2 separate regions of the Homo sapiens genome follow, and region 1 is linked to region 2. A link is a contact called in ENCODE Hi-C data. All regions are on one chromosome and are shown on one strand. Each heading gives the region's core, a stretch centred on a gene start or an enhancer-like site at or near the end of the contact. The rest is flanking DNA. Distances are from core to core; before and after follow the strand shown. Region 1 holds the start of SOD2 (superoxide dismutase 2). Region 2 holds the start of MAP3K4 (mitogen-activated protein kinase kinase kinase 4).

Region 1 (6,405 bases), core at 3,906-6,405, 1.3 Mb before region 2:
TGCACAAAATGTAGATAAGGGTGCACCAATATATACCAACCTTTGGGTTCTCCACCACCGTTAGGGCTGAGGTTTGTCCAGAAAATGCTATGATTGATATGACCACCACCATTGAACTTCAGTGCAGGCTGAAGAGCTATCTGGGCTGTAACATCTCCTGAAAAGTTAAAATGCAAACACATTTTTTTGTAACTCCTACTTTTTCAACCACTGTATACATTATATTTTTTTCTTTGTAAGCTATTAGATAATGGGACCAGCTTATCTATAACATCCGTTTGTCCTAAAATTCAGCACCCCCCCGCCCCAAAATTATTTGTCCCAGACATGCTGAACAACTGATGAAGGACCTAGCAGAGGTGGAAAAGCTAGAAAATTCACTCCTGGCTGCTAGGCTCAGGGATCTCTTAGATAGAAGAGATTTTAGGAAATGAAACACCAAAGAGGACAATCAAAATAATAGAATGCTAAAATGTATGGCTCAACATACAGACTGTACAGAAAACCTTCAACTCTCACTTTCAAGACAGACGACGATTCATTGGGAAATATCTCCAAGTCACATTAACAAGAAACTCAACATACTCAAAATTGAACTCCTGATGTTCTACCCCAAACTTACTCCTCCTATTGTCCTCCACGTCTCAGTAAATGCCAGCTCTGTCCCTCAGGACATCCTTGGGAACCTGATGTCATTTTTGACTCCTCTCCCTTCACCCCACATCCAATCCACCAGCATATCCATTAGCAAAGCCAGCTCTACCTTTAAAATACATCCAATCTATATAAAAGCACACAGAGAAAAATAAAAGAAAAAAATAAAACACAAGCAGAACCTAATCCCTTCTCCCTAACTCTACTGCCACCTCATTGGGACAGAGGACCAGTATTTCTCACTGCACTGGTGCCACTATCCCCTCAGTTTTGGGGGGTGGGGGTGGGCCTTGCCCCCTCCAAAGGCTCCCCTTCTCACTGGAGCGAACCCTAGGTGTTTACACTCAGCTACTCTTACTACCAAGAGGCGCTGCACTTGACCCCGTCATTGAGCACGTGCTCACGCAGCTGCAGCCTCACTGGCCTTTTTGCACTCACATGACCAACTTGGATGTTCCCCTCAAGGCTAGCTGAGCACTGCTGCCTCTGCTGAACACTCTTCCCCAAGACAGTCTCATGCTGCGTTCCTGTTCCTCCTTCAAGTCTCCACTGAAACATCAACCCCATCAGTGAAGCCTTCTCTAGCCACCATACATGAATTAGCAACTCCCTGCCACCCCTCCCAGACCCTTTACTCCTTCTCAATAGGCCCTGTAACTCCTGGCATACTGCATGGGTACCTTGCCAAATAAGTAGGCAAAATAAAATAGTCTTTTCTATGCCTTCAAGAAGCTACAGACTAAATGAACTATTAATATTAGAAAAAAATGGAAATCCTCTTGTTTAATAAATATTTTGTGCATATTATCCACAAGATACCAAGAGAAGCAAAGTAAAGGACACAGAGACCCACTGAGAGCTTTGCTCTCAAGGAGCTTACATTTTGGAAAAAGTTCTCAACTGCTGTTCTGAAAGTGTACGTTAAGAACATATGTCTGGGCCGGGTGCGGTGGCTCACGCCTGTAATCTCAGCACTTTGGGAAGCCGAGGCGGGCAGCTCTCTTCAGGTCAGGATTTCAAGACCGGCCTGGCCAACATGGTGAAACCCTGTCTTCACTAAAAATACAGAAATTAGCCAGGTATGGTGGCGCGTGCCTATAATCCCAGCTACTCAGGAGCATGAGGCAGGAGAATGGCTTGAACCCAGGAGGCAGAGGTTGCAGTGAACCAAGAACACGCCACTGCACTCCAGCCTGGGCGACAGGGCAATACTCCGTCACAGAAAAAAAAAAAGAAAGAGAAAGAAAAAAACATACATACAAGGCCAGGTGAGGTGGCTCACGCCTGTAATCCCAGCACTTTGGGAGGCTGAGATGGGCGGATCACTTGAGGTCAGGAGTTCCAGACCAGCCTGGACGACATGGAAAAACCCTGTCTCTACTAAAAAACCCACAAAAAGTAGCCAGGCGTGGTGGCGTACGCCTGTAATCCCAGCTACTCAGGAGGCTGAGGCAGGAGAATTGCTTGAACCCAGGAGACGGAGGTTGTAGTGAGCCGAGATCACATCACTGCACTCCAACCTGCGGGACAGACTGAGATTCCGTCAAAAAAAAAAAAAAAAAAAAAAGTATGTCTGACTAGGCACGGTGGCTCACACCTGTAATCCCAGCACTCTGGAAGGCCGAGGTGCGTGGATAGGGGAGCCCAGGAATTCAAGAGCAGCCTGGGCAACATAGTGTGACCCCGTCTGTTTTTTTTAGACAGAATTAAAAAAAAAATTTTTAAAAGGAACATACGTAGACAATGCTGCTTTCTGAAACAAGCTCCAGTTGTTTAGCGATTCAGAAAGGAGAGAACCAACTGATATCTGAATACACAGCTAATCTCAAAGGGTTTTTTAAAGACACCAACTTTTTTTTTCCTTTGTTAGGTTTACAAACAGTTTTTTATAGATCTGTGTTTCCCTTATTAAATTTTCTTGAGAGTCACTCTAAAAATAGATGTAACTTTTCTATTGTTTTTTAATAAATCAATAGTAACTGAATTTTTAAAATGGGAAAGATACATGCTTAATGAGAGATAATTTAATAATCTTAACATCTTACAGTTTGCTTACTCATTTTAAAATTAATAAAAATTGAGGGCTTAATATCTGCTTTTAAGAACACTTTTCTGAAATTCAACATTTTATTTGGTTTCAGTTTAGTTTTTGCCTCAAATAATAATAAAAGTCAAATGCTTTTTGTTGAAAAATATTCATATTAGTCAGTTAAATGTGATGAGATTATGACATTGTTTTATCTTTTTTCCCCAAGTTTTCAAACATGAAAATCTTTTTAATAATTTTTAAAATATGTTTAAGTAAAAGAAAGCTCTGCAGGTACTCAATCACTTATAAACAATATAGTACAATACAATAAAAAGCTTTTTTCCAGTGGGTTGTATTACATAAGTAAGGCTCTGATTCCACAAGTAAAGGACTGAAATTAAGTTGTTTTTAAAATACTGAAGAGAAAGGTTCCTGGTGTCAGATGTTGCCTTACAGGAAGTACTTTCACAACTGGGGTATTCCCCAGTCTCTCCCCATTACATGTTTCCCAAATTTGTTATTTCCTAAATCACGGGGCCTTTTCCCGTAATTCAAGGTTCGTCTGTCTCAAGTAAATCTTCCAGAATGTGGTAACTTCCTCCTCTTTTAATCATTTACTTCAAACACAATCAGGCTGAAATACTGCATTTTTCCACTAGATGCCTCCAGTCAACAAGATGTGACTGTCTAAAAATTACTCAACAAATTTCATAACCCCGAAATTCAAAACATTTAAGGAAAAGTAAACATTTTTTACTACGTAGCTTACCAAGCAATACAGAGAGTCTAAAAAACATGACTATCGATTATCTTCCTTGTGCAAACCACTAACGAATAAATTAAAAAGACAATACTATTTTGTAAAAAACGTTAAAACATAACATTCCCATACACACCCCCAAAAGGCACAGACTCAAAAAGTCCACATACCCCTGGTTTTATCAACCGAGCTCTTGAGAAAAAAAAAAAAAGTTAACAACATATATTTTAATTGCATTACAAATATGAGTAAATAGTAAATAAAAACAAGCCTGTTTCAGTTTCCCACTAAAGGGCTATTTTCCTTGTGAACTTTGACCCCTAAGGGAAATCAAGAAAAGTATCAAGTCTAAAGATCCTGAACTGTTCCACAGTTAGGTTACTGCTTTTTTGGTAACGCACACCACAACGGTGTGCCTCCTCCTCTCCCACCTGAAGTCAAGTGGGCTCAGTGAAGTTTCACCTGCAGGGTAGCTGGGGATGCAGGGAGTCTCCAAGTCCTAGGCTGGAGTCCCGACCCCGTTTGCTCTCAGGAAGATGACAAGGACCATGGTTCCTAGCACGGAGTAGTGTCCTCCTGTCTCCCACCTTCAGTGTGACCTGGCAGTAAGACACCACTCCCACTTCTATCAGGAGGTGACCCTGACACTCAGAGACACCTGCGGACCCGATGATGTCTGGCCACCAGTGGACAGGCGCTCTCAGCCCTCCTGCAAACGGCTGGCACACCTACCTGAGAGACCAAACATTTCCCCAAAGCACATTATACAACAAGAACAATTTCAATTTGCAAAAAAAACGAGTGACACAGTAGAGCTTTCTTTTCAGGCCCTACAATTCACCAGTGCTGGCAATATGTGTAACGGAATGTGGCTCACAACAGTAAGGCAAGCTCCTTCGCAGGACCCCAAGTTCCCTGAGATGACAGAAGTGTGTTCAAACCCATCGAGGCACTCCTTCTACAATGAGGTAGACCATGTGTTTAAAAGAGAGACTATCGTGCCTGGAAAACTCGGAACCGGTACAAATACGAAGCGAGTTCTCCTCCACGGAGAGGCCCGTCCGTATGGGGCCTGGCTCCCTGGGGTCGCCTCTGCCGGGGACTGCCTCCCGCCGCTCAGCCTGGAACCTACCCTTGGCCAACGCCTCCTGGTACTTCTCCTCGGTGACGTTCAGGTTGTTCACGTAGGCCGCGTGGTGCTTGCTGTGGTGCAGCTGCATGATCTGCGCGTTGATGTGAGGTTCCAGGGCGCCGTAGTCGTAGGGCAGGTCGGGGAGGCTGTGCTTCTGCCTGGAGCCCAGATACCCCAAAACCGGAGCCAGCTGCCTGCTGGTGCTGAAGACGAGAAAGCACAGCCCGGTCAGTCAGCGCCGCGGGACCGTCTACGCAGGCTGGGCTGCCGAGGAACGGCAGCGCGCGGCGTCCCCCGAGTCCCCGCGTCCCCTCCCTGCGGATCCCCGCTCCAGCCGCCGCGCCGGGCACTCCCGGGAGAACCGCCTGCAGGTGCCCCGGTCCCGCCAGGCCCGGTGCGGCCACTGTCGCCATTGCCGCGGAGGCCCTGCCCGCCGCGAGCCCCTTCGCCCTTGGGGCCGTGACCGGGTCCCCTTTCTTCTCACCCGCACACTGCCCGGCTCAACATGCTGCTAGTGCTGGTGCTACCGCTGATGCCGCCGATCTGCTGAAGCCGCTGCCGAAGCCACCACAGCCACGAGTGCCGCTCCTGCGCCGCCCGCGGGCCTTAAGAAAGCGCGGGGAGCAGGGCCGCGACCCCAGCTGCGCCGCAAGGGCACCGCCGCCCCGCCCCCCCCCCCCGCGGGCCCCGCCCCGCGCCCGCCGCGCCCAACCCCGGGGGTGCCCTGCGTGCCTGTCCCGCCCGCCCGCGCTTGCCGTACACCCCGCGCCCAGGGCACGGGAGAAAGGAGGCTGCAGGCTAGCCTCGGCCTCGGCAACCTCGCTGCCTGTCTGCCGTACTTGAGTGGCGCGCGGCCGAAGGGAGGCGGCCCCTGCCCCCGTGGAGTTGGTACGGCCCGAAGGCCCTGCCTCCGGCTCCGCCCCTGAGGGTGCCGGCGGGGATCTGGCTGCACTAGGCGGCTGCGGCGCCTGCCCCTGAGTTTTGGTTGCGCTGCCGGGGGGCCGCGGGGTCCAGAGGCCTCACTGCAAAAAGACATTCATACCCTCCCAGGGCCCCCGTGGCCGTTCCTAGGGAAGACGGGGCCTAGCTGCTGGTCAGCGCCGCCCAGCCGGCCTATGAGCTGAGGGTAGAGCCAGCGCCCTTCCAACCCGTATTCAGTACTCTTGCGCCGTACCCTTGCTTTGCAAGTAAGCCGACCTTGGGACCTATTCCAGGACAGGAGGCACACAGACTTTGTCCCCACCGGCTGCCTAAGAACAGTTCTTGGACACCCACGACGTGCCCGAGACTGCAGGCAGGATTTGCACACATTTATCTTTATTTTTACCCCTAGGGTTGGTATTATTGATTCTAGTAATAGTGAAATCCTTTGAGGTTAAGCAGCTTCTCCTGGGCACAGTTAACTGAGTCAGGACTAGTTCCCACCTTCCTCACTACTAAGCCCTGGCAGTCATGTTTTGTGTGTTTACAGTAACTCTGTGAACCAACTGTTCAGGATAACATAAAAGGACAACAGAGGATTCTTTCCTGCGCTGTCTTGTAGCCTAGTAAGCTGTTAAGTATCAAGTGCTCTCTCAACAGTTAAACAACAATCCTGAATGGTGTGAATCTTCCATGTGTAGAGGTTAGGAAATCTACACTGCCATTGGCGGGAGTTGCCCCTTTATTGAAAAGAATATGATGGAAGGTAGCAGGTGCTGAACCGTTTCCGTTGCTTCTTGCAACCCCCGTACAGCCCTCCGAAGGATGACTAGGCTTCCGGTAAGTGGAATGGGAAAACAGTCAGGCGAAGAGGAACCACCTGAACTTGGCTTCACAACAGGAAGGGCT
Region 2 (6,676 bases), core at 2,915-5,414:
TCAATTTAGATTCTTCATGCAGAGGAGAATGTCTGCAATAAGGGGTGATTTATGTCATGGTGGAGAAATAACAAAAACAGGCAAATCACCTCTCAGCAAATAAACAGTGGAGGTTTTCTCCAACTTCCTACTACTCAGCCAAGAAGGATGAGATTTAAGGTTATAAGGACTATTTAAAAAGTGTGTAACTACTATTCACAATAGCAAAGACACAGAATCAATCTAATGCCAATCAGTGGTAGACTGGATAAGGAAAATGAGGTACATATACACTATGTAATACTATGCAGACGTAAAAGAACAAGATCATGTCCTTTGCAGCAACATGGATGGAGCTGGAGACCATTATCCTTAGCAAACTAATGCAGGAACAGAAAATCAAACATCCATGTTCTCATTTATAAGTGGGAGCAAAATGATAAGAACACATGGACACACACACAGGGCCTATTGGAAGGTGGAGGGTGGGAGGAGGGAGAGGATCAGGAAAAATAGCTAATGGGTACTGGCTTAATCCCTTGGTGTTGAAATAATCTGTACAGCAAACCCCCATGACACAAGTTTACCTATATAACAAACCTGCAGATGTACACCTAATCTTAAAAGTAAATTTTAAAAAAGTTTACTATCTTTTGTACATATCCAGTATTTCTTTGGTGTTTTACCAGTAGATAGAAATAGATGCCACTGTATCATTATGAAACAAAAAATCAATGTGTGTCGTGCTTAGTTTAGGTCCTCTCCAATGGATGTGAGGTTTTTATTGCTCTCTTTCACTGGGTCTGCCTTTCTCTGCGTGTGCTGGAGTGAAAATTAATCAGCCCCTCTGGTCGTGAGCAGATTGCATGTTTGTGCTGCCTGTCTTTCTGCCTCTGCGGAGCTGTAGAGGAGCCACCAGAGAGCAGAGGGCCAGAACTGCTGAAGTTTTTGTCTGAATGTTCACACCGGAATCTGGTCGGGGGGAACTGAGAAACCAGAACAGGAATGAAGAAATGTGGGCTCTCCTGGTTTTAACTCCCTGCACTTCCAGAAGGAAATGAAGGGGTGTGCTCCCTCAGGAATACCACAAGGAAGGGAGGAACTTATTTTAAGTAAAATGCAGCACCACGCTAATAATAATTTTAAAAACTATAGCCTTAGAGGTTTTTCTTTTTAATAGCAGACATAACCCTATTTATCACATCACTTATTTTATTGAGACCATCCTGGCTAACATGGTGAAACCCTGTGTCTACTAAAAAATACAAAAAGCCAGGTGTGGTGGCAGGTGCCTGTAATCTCAGCTACTCAGGAGGCTGAGGCAGGAGAATCGCTTGAACCTGGGAGGCAGAGGTTGCAGTGAGCTGAGATCACGCCACTGCACTCCAGCCTGGGCAACAGAGCAAGACTCCATCTCAAAATAAAAAAATTTTTTTTAAATAATCCTGTGGCAAAATCCATAAAATTGACTAATATACTAGCCTTGAAATATGCTAAGGTGTTACAATTATGCCCTTTACATTTATGTACATATATATATATACACACTATATAGAGAGGAAATTTGAGACTTCATAATAGTGGTAGCATATGTCCAAGGTTTTTGAGTGTTTTTGGCAAAGCAGAAAGAACATGCATATGAATATGTAACTGGTTTTGTGTATGTCAAAAATGGGCTTTAAACTCATGGTAAGCAATGTTCTGAATGTTACGTAGCTCAACCTAGACTAGGTCTTCAGTAGAACCTTAGCTTTTTAAACTCATTTCAAAGTAAAGAAATTCCATAAGGGCTATGTGGATTCGGTCTTGAGGACAAAGAGTGAAAGGTAATTCTCTGAAGATTTTGTTGTCATTGTTTTTAACATGATTAGGCTGGGTGCAGTGGCTTACACCTATAATCCCAGGGTTCTGGGAGACTTGAGGCCAGGAGTTCAAGACTAGCTTGGGCAACATAGTGAGGCCTCAGCTCTACCAAAAAAAAAAAAAAAATGTTTAAAATTAGCTGGACATGGTGGTATGCATCTGTAGTCCCAGCTACAGCAGAGGCTGAGGTGGGAGGATCACTTGAGCCCAGGAAGACCCTGTCTCCAAAATAAAAAAAGAACATTATTAAAGGTAATGAGACAATGAGACCAACCATGTGCTAAACAAGAATAAAAATTTAGAGACAAAAATCTAATAACTTAAAAAAAATAACTATTTCATTAATGCAACAATACTTACTGAGTTCTACTAACACCATGTTGGGCACCAGAGACATTTGATCCCTAGGCAAAGGTCAGAAGAAGGAAGAACAGCTTCTTTCCTGAAGGAGCTTACACTATGGTGGAGAAGGCAGAAAAGAAATCTGGGGGCTGTGAGGCGCTCACTGGGAGCCCTGAAGACAAAGTGGGGGCACGGGGTGAGATGAGAGGGTTGTCAGCCAGAGAAACAGCTTTCCTGGACCCAGCATGGGGGTGGGGCGAAAAGTCACAACACTTATATTGAATATTTAGTACCAGTTAACTTAGGTTTCTATACATGATGCATTACTTGATTAGGTAAGTGTAAATTTACTTGGTTCCTGCTAAAATACATAGTATCCTCAAGTGGAAATTAAAACACAAGAACAAGCCACAGGTCTCCCGCATGCTGATTATATTTGCTAAGTGTTTTGTGACTTGGACACACGTGTCTGCATTATCAGCTAGCTTAAATTCGGTAGTCATACCAAAGAATACGTAGTACAATGCTGTTTAAAGAAGAGATTTATTTTATTATTTAACTTTTAAAGTCTCTAATATGCCTTCTAAGAAGGGTTCTGGCTCAGAAAATTGCAGAAGAAAATCGAGTAGAGAACTAGAATTACAGAAACCTAAGAAATACTTTTACTGAGCTTTCTTCACACAAGAAAATGCACGGAAATGAATTATACATGGATACCAATTTGTGATTTTTAAAAATTTGTAATTTTTTAAATTAAGATAAAAATTAGTTTATTTTTTTGAATACTTTTTTGTTTTGTTTTACCTCACCCTTTACTAAGCTGTTAGCTTGGTCTGTTGCGCTTACTGCTATATCCTCAGCATCTAGTACAGTTCCTGACACATATATGCACTTAATAAGTATTTGTCAAATGAATATTATTGAGTAAATAAGATGAAGGTCAATTCAGAAATTCAGCACTATCAGGCTATATACATAATACAGACTATTATAAAAAACTAGAATGGAGCAGTTCCTTTTAACGACGGAGAAATGTCAGTAACATACTTTGAGCACAATATAGCTAATTTCACAACTGGTCTTTAAATATAACATACCTATAATCAATTTAATGTTTTTCTTTGTTACCAGAGTTGTTCAAAACGTGCGTTTCACCTATCAAAGCTCAACTAAATGAGGTTTAAGAAATCTGCACATTTGAATGTACTTAATTTTAAAAGATTCTGGTTTTGGATTAACTCTGGATTTCACCCTATGGGAAATTTTGTAAATATTTCCAACTTAAAAAAAAACTGTGAAGCCCCAGCGCTAAGAGTAAACGATGCATTGGAATTTCAACAGGATTTCTGTAACTCTGAAATAATCTTTAGCATTTCTTCTTCCCCCCATCCCCTCAGTGTAGGAGCATTCCAGTCCAAGTTTCTGGGAGATCGCTATCGAATCTTATGACACTGGGGTGAGAAGTTTTGCCGGGTTGAAATGAGGGGGTCACTTTAATAATCTGGAATTCCGGAGACTTTATGTCAAGTCTTAAAAATTCGAGCCTGTGGAAGGCTGCGCTGTCAAGAGACCGGAGTTGCGAGCGTCTGGGTGACGTCCGTCCTCCTGGAAGGTGGGATCCGGGTGGCAGGTCCCTGGGCGGCGACTCCGGCCGGGCTCATAGCGTCGCGCCCGCCCCGCTCATCGGCCCTACCCAGCGTCCCTCCCAGACCGACGACCGCCTGGGAAGCCTCGAGCTCCCAGCCCGCTGCACAGCCCGGCTCCGCTCCACAGTCCCCCACTGCCACCGGCCGGGGCGACACCGGGCGAGCTGGCGAGACCCGGCTCCAGGACCGAATCGCGCCGACACTTGACGGCGCTCCCCGCCCCTCCCTGCCGCCGTCTCCGCCCCCGTCCGGTCGCATTCCGGCGCCCGCCGCCGCCGCCGCCACCGCCGCCGATCTGGGAGGCTTGTCCCTCGCCGCCCACCGTAGCCCCGGCGCTCGGCCGGTCGCCGTTTCCAAGATGGCCGCGGCGCGCACGGCTCCTGCGGCGGGGTAGAGGCGGAGGCGGAGTCGAGTCACTCCCGCACTTCGGGGCTCCGGTGCCCCGCGCCAGGCTGCAGCTTACTGCCCGCCGCGGCCATGCGGGGCTCCGTGCACGGATGAGAGAAGCCGCTGCCGCGCTGGTCCCTCCTCCCGCCTTTGCCGTCACGCCTGCCGCCGCCATGGAGGAGCCGCCGCCACCGCCGCCGCCGCCACCACCGCCACCGGAACCCGAGACCGAGTCAGAACCCGAGTGCTGCTTGGCGGCGAGGTGAGTGTGGCGGCCGCAGTCGGTCGCTCGCAGAAAGCGGGGCGGGTCCTGGCCCGAACTCGGTCGGGCCCGAGGGCCTCTGCTTCCCGCCAGGTGGGGAGGGAAGCATCCAGTCTCTGCAGGCTGGGGCGGGAGGGGCGCGGTGCATCCCTGGGTCCCAGGGGACCGCGTCTGAGTCTGTCCGGCGACTCCTCCCGGGGTTGCAGCTCCGCAGGGTTCCGCTCGAGCGTGTTGCCGGCTCCCCTTCCCTTGTAGACTCCCCCAGCTCACCCTCAACGTTGCGGGGGCTGGGAGCAGAGTGCGGCTGCCTCCCCTGCCGCTAGCTTCGGAAGAGTGGCCTCACTGAAGTGCCTCTCATCATTACTGAACGAAAGTGGTCCCTCCCCTCTGCCCTCATTCGAGTAAAAGAGACATTCGGAAATCGAGTGCGTACTGGCTATTTCCCCGCGTTCTCCTCCTCCTCTCCTTTTGCCCGCTCCAGAGAATGCCTGTCATCTCTTCCGTGAGAAATTGCACTTAGACTATGCAGACAGATACGTTGCTTTCCTGTTCTGAGGGCCCCTTACTGTCCTTTAGTGCTAGTATTGTGCAGATTGTTGCTCACACGTGCACAAAAGTAAGGATTCATTTGTCTAAAACTTTGCTACTGCAGGAAGCTCTAAGGTGGAACTTCGGTAACCAAAGCATTTGTTGCTTTTTCTTCCATACTCTATTAACTTATTTTTATGTCTTTATTTTTTTTTTAATTGAGAGAACAAACTCACCATAACTGAGAATTTCCCTCTTTTTACGTGCCTATGTTTGTATGTTCAAATGTCCTCTTACTCCCTGTCCTTTGCATCCCAGAGTAAACTTGCAAACTGCTGCCCCCTGTCCCCTGTAATGAAAATACCTCGGCAGCTCCTCTTGGCATCTTATGGTCTTGCTCTATGGTTCTAGGAATAAGGCAGTAAAGTGTCCTCTTTTTCCTGCTTAAAGAAAATTCACACCTGTAACTGTAGTTAGAACTGAACACAGGAGCCATATTCTTGCTTGTCATCATTCAGTTGGCCCAAACAAATTTGTTTTATTTTTATAAGCTGTGAAGAAATTAGTTGCCTCTTTTAATTCTGAGATAGTTCTGGGTACTTCTAAGGAACAACTTCTCTGAATAATGGTACAGGGTGTAATGAGAATTCCTTTGGTTCCTTTTGAATACATCTAGTATTTTTAGAAATTTTGTCAGAAAGTTTATTATAAATTTGTTAACGGATCAGTTTTCGAGCAATTTTGATACCTTTTTCTTTAAAATTAATAGTGAACACTTAACGGTTAAAATAGGCCATTGTCTTTATTTCTATTAACCCATTTAATCTTTTCAACAACTCTATGAGGTAGGTCCTGTTATACTCTCTTTTTGACAGATGAGGAAACTGAGGCACACAGTTTAAGTATCTTGTCCAGGGTTTCACAGCTGGTAATGAAGAAAGGTCTGGCTGCACAGCCCATGTCTTTAACCACCATGAAGAATTCATTATCCAAATGGGCGGATCAGAAATTAGAATTCTGTATAACCCTACTCCGGAAAGAAATGGACATGAGCATTCTTAGGTAAAAGCGAGAAGGGCAGAGAAATGAAAATGTGCTGCAAAAATGACTGCTGCTTCAGTGGTAAAAAAAAAAAAAAACTTGACTTTTCAGTCAGGCTTCTGTCTGTGTTATAATAAAAATAGGTCAGGATAATGGGTTTCATCCAACTGTAAGTGAACAGCAGTGTACGGAACAAGAAGATCTCAATATTTTTCTTAGCAACATTGCAGTTAATTTTACAATAGAAAAATCTGTAAAACAGATTACTTGACAAAGCTGTTGTTTTCTCTTTTTTATGTCCTCGTTGTCACCACCTGCTCTTCAATACATAGAACTGACCTCTGACAGAATTACTGTAGATCTTTGGTAAAAGATGTAGGGGGTCTATCCAGTTGTTCATTTGAACTTTTTTTTTTAACCATTTTAGAGGAGCTCAGTGTACGTGTTCAAAATGTGTGAAATGCCACCTCTTTTTTTTTTTTACAATTTTCTTTTTTATTTTATTTTCAATAGTTTTTGGGGTACAGGTGTTTTTTGGTTACATGGATAAGTTCTGTAGTGGTGATTTCTAAGATTTTGGTGCACCTGTCACCCAAGCAATGTACACTGTACCAAATATGTAGTCTAT

Evidence for each region. Hi-C counts contacts between places; a loop is a spot of excess contacts on that map. Pooled maps may share reads with other maps.
Region 1: a map of CD8-positive, alpha-beta T cell shows a loop between it and region 2 (8-fold over the local background). The contact joins the promoter of SOD2 here to the promoter of MAP3K4 in region 2. A Hi-C loop is called at or near these places in 2 of 168 maps with a recorded cell type or tissue (B cell and CD8-positive, alpha-beta T cell) and 8 of 50 pooled maps.

The regions. Positions count from the first base shown.
Region 1 is chr6:159,688,086-159,694,490 of GRCh38, forward strand. SOD2 (superoxide dismutase 2) reads right to left here and starts at 5,156. Exons shown (of 5, transcript NM_000636.4): 1 at 5,060-5,156; 2 at 4,576-4,778; 3 at 41-157. The coding sequence starts at 5,082. RefSeq lists an enhancer at 4,399-4,468 and silencers at 4,839-5,018, 5,219-5,508, 6,189-6,358.
Region 2 is chr6:160,987,605-160,994,280 of GRCh38, forward strand. MAP3K4 (mitogen-activated protein kinase kinase kinase 4) reads left to right here and starts at 4,165. Exons shown (of 27, transcript NM_005922.4): 1 at 4,165-4,479. The coding sequence starts at 4,328. It overlaps MAP3K4-AS1 (MAP3K4 antisense RNA 1), which reads right to left and starts at 4,738. Exons shown (of 1, transcript NR_174962.1): 1 at 2,714-4,738. RefSeq lists enhancers at 3,601-3,660, 3,681-3,750, 3,703-4,572 and silencers at 3,841-4,170, 4,633-4,927, 4,841-4,970.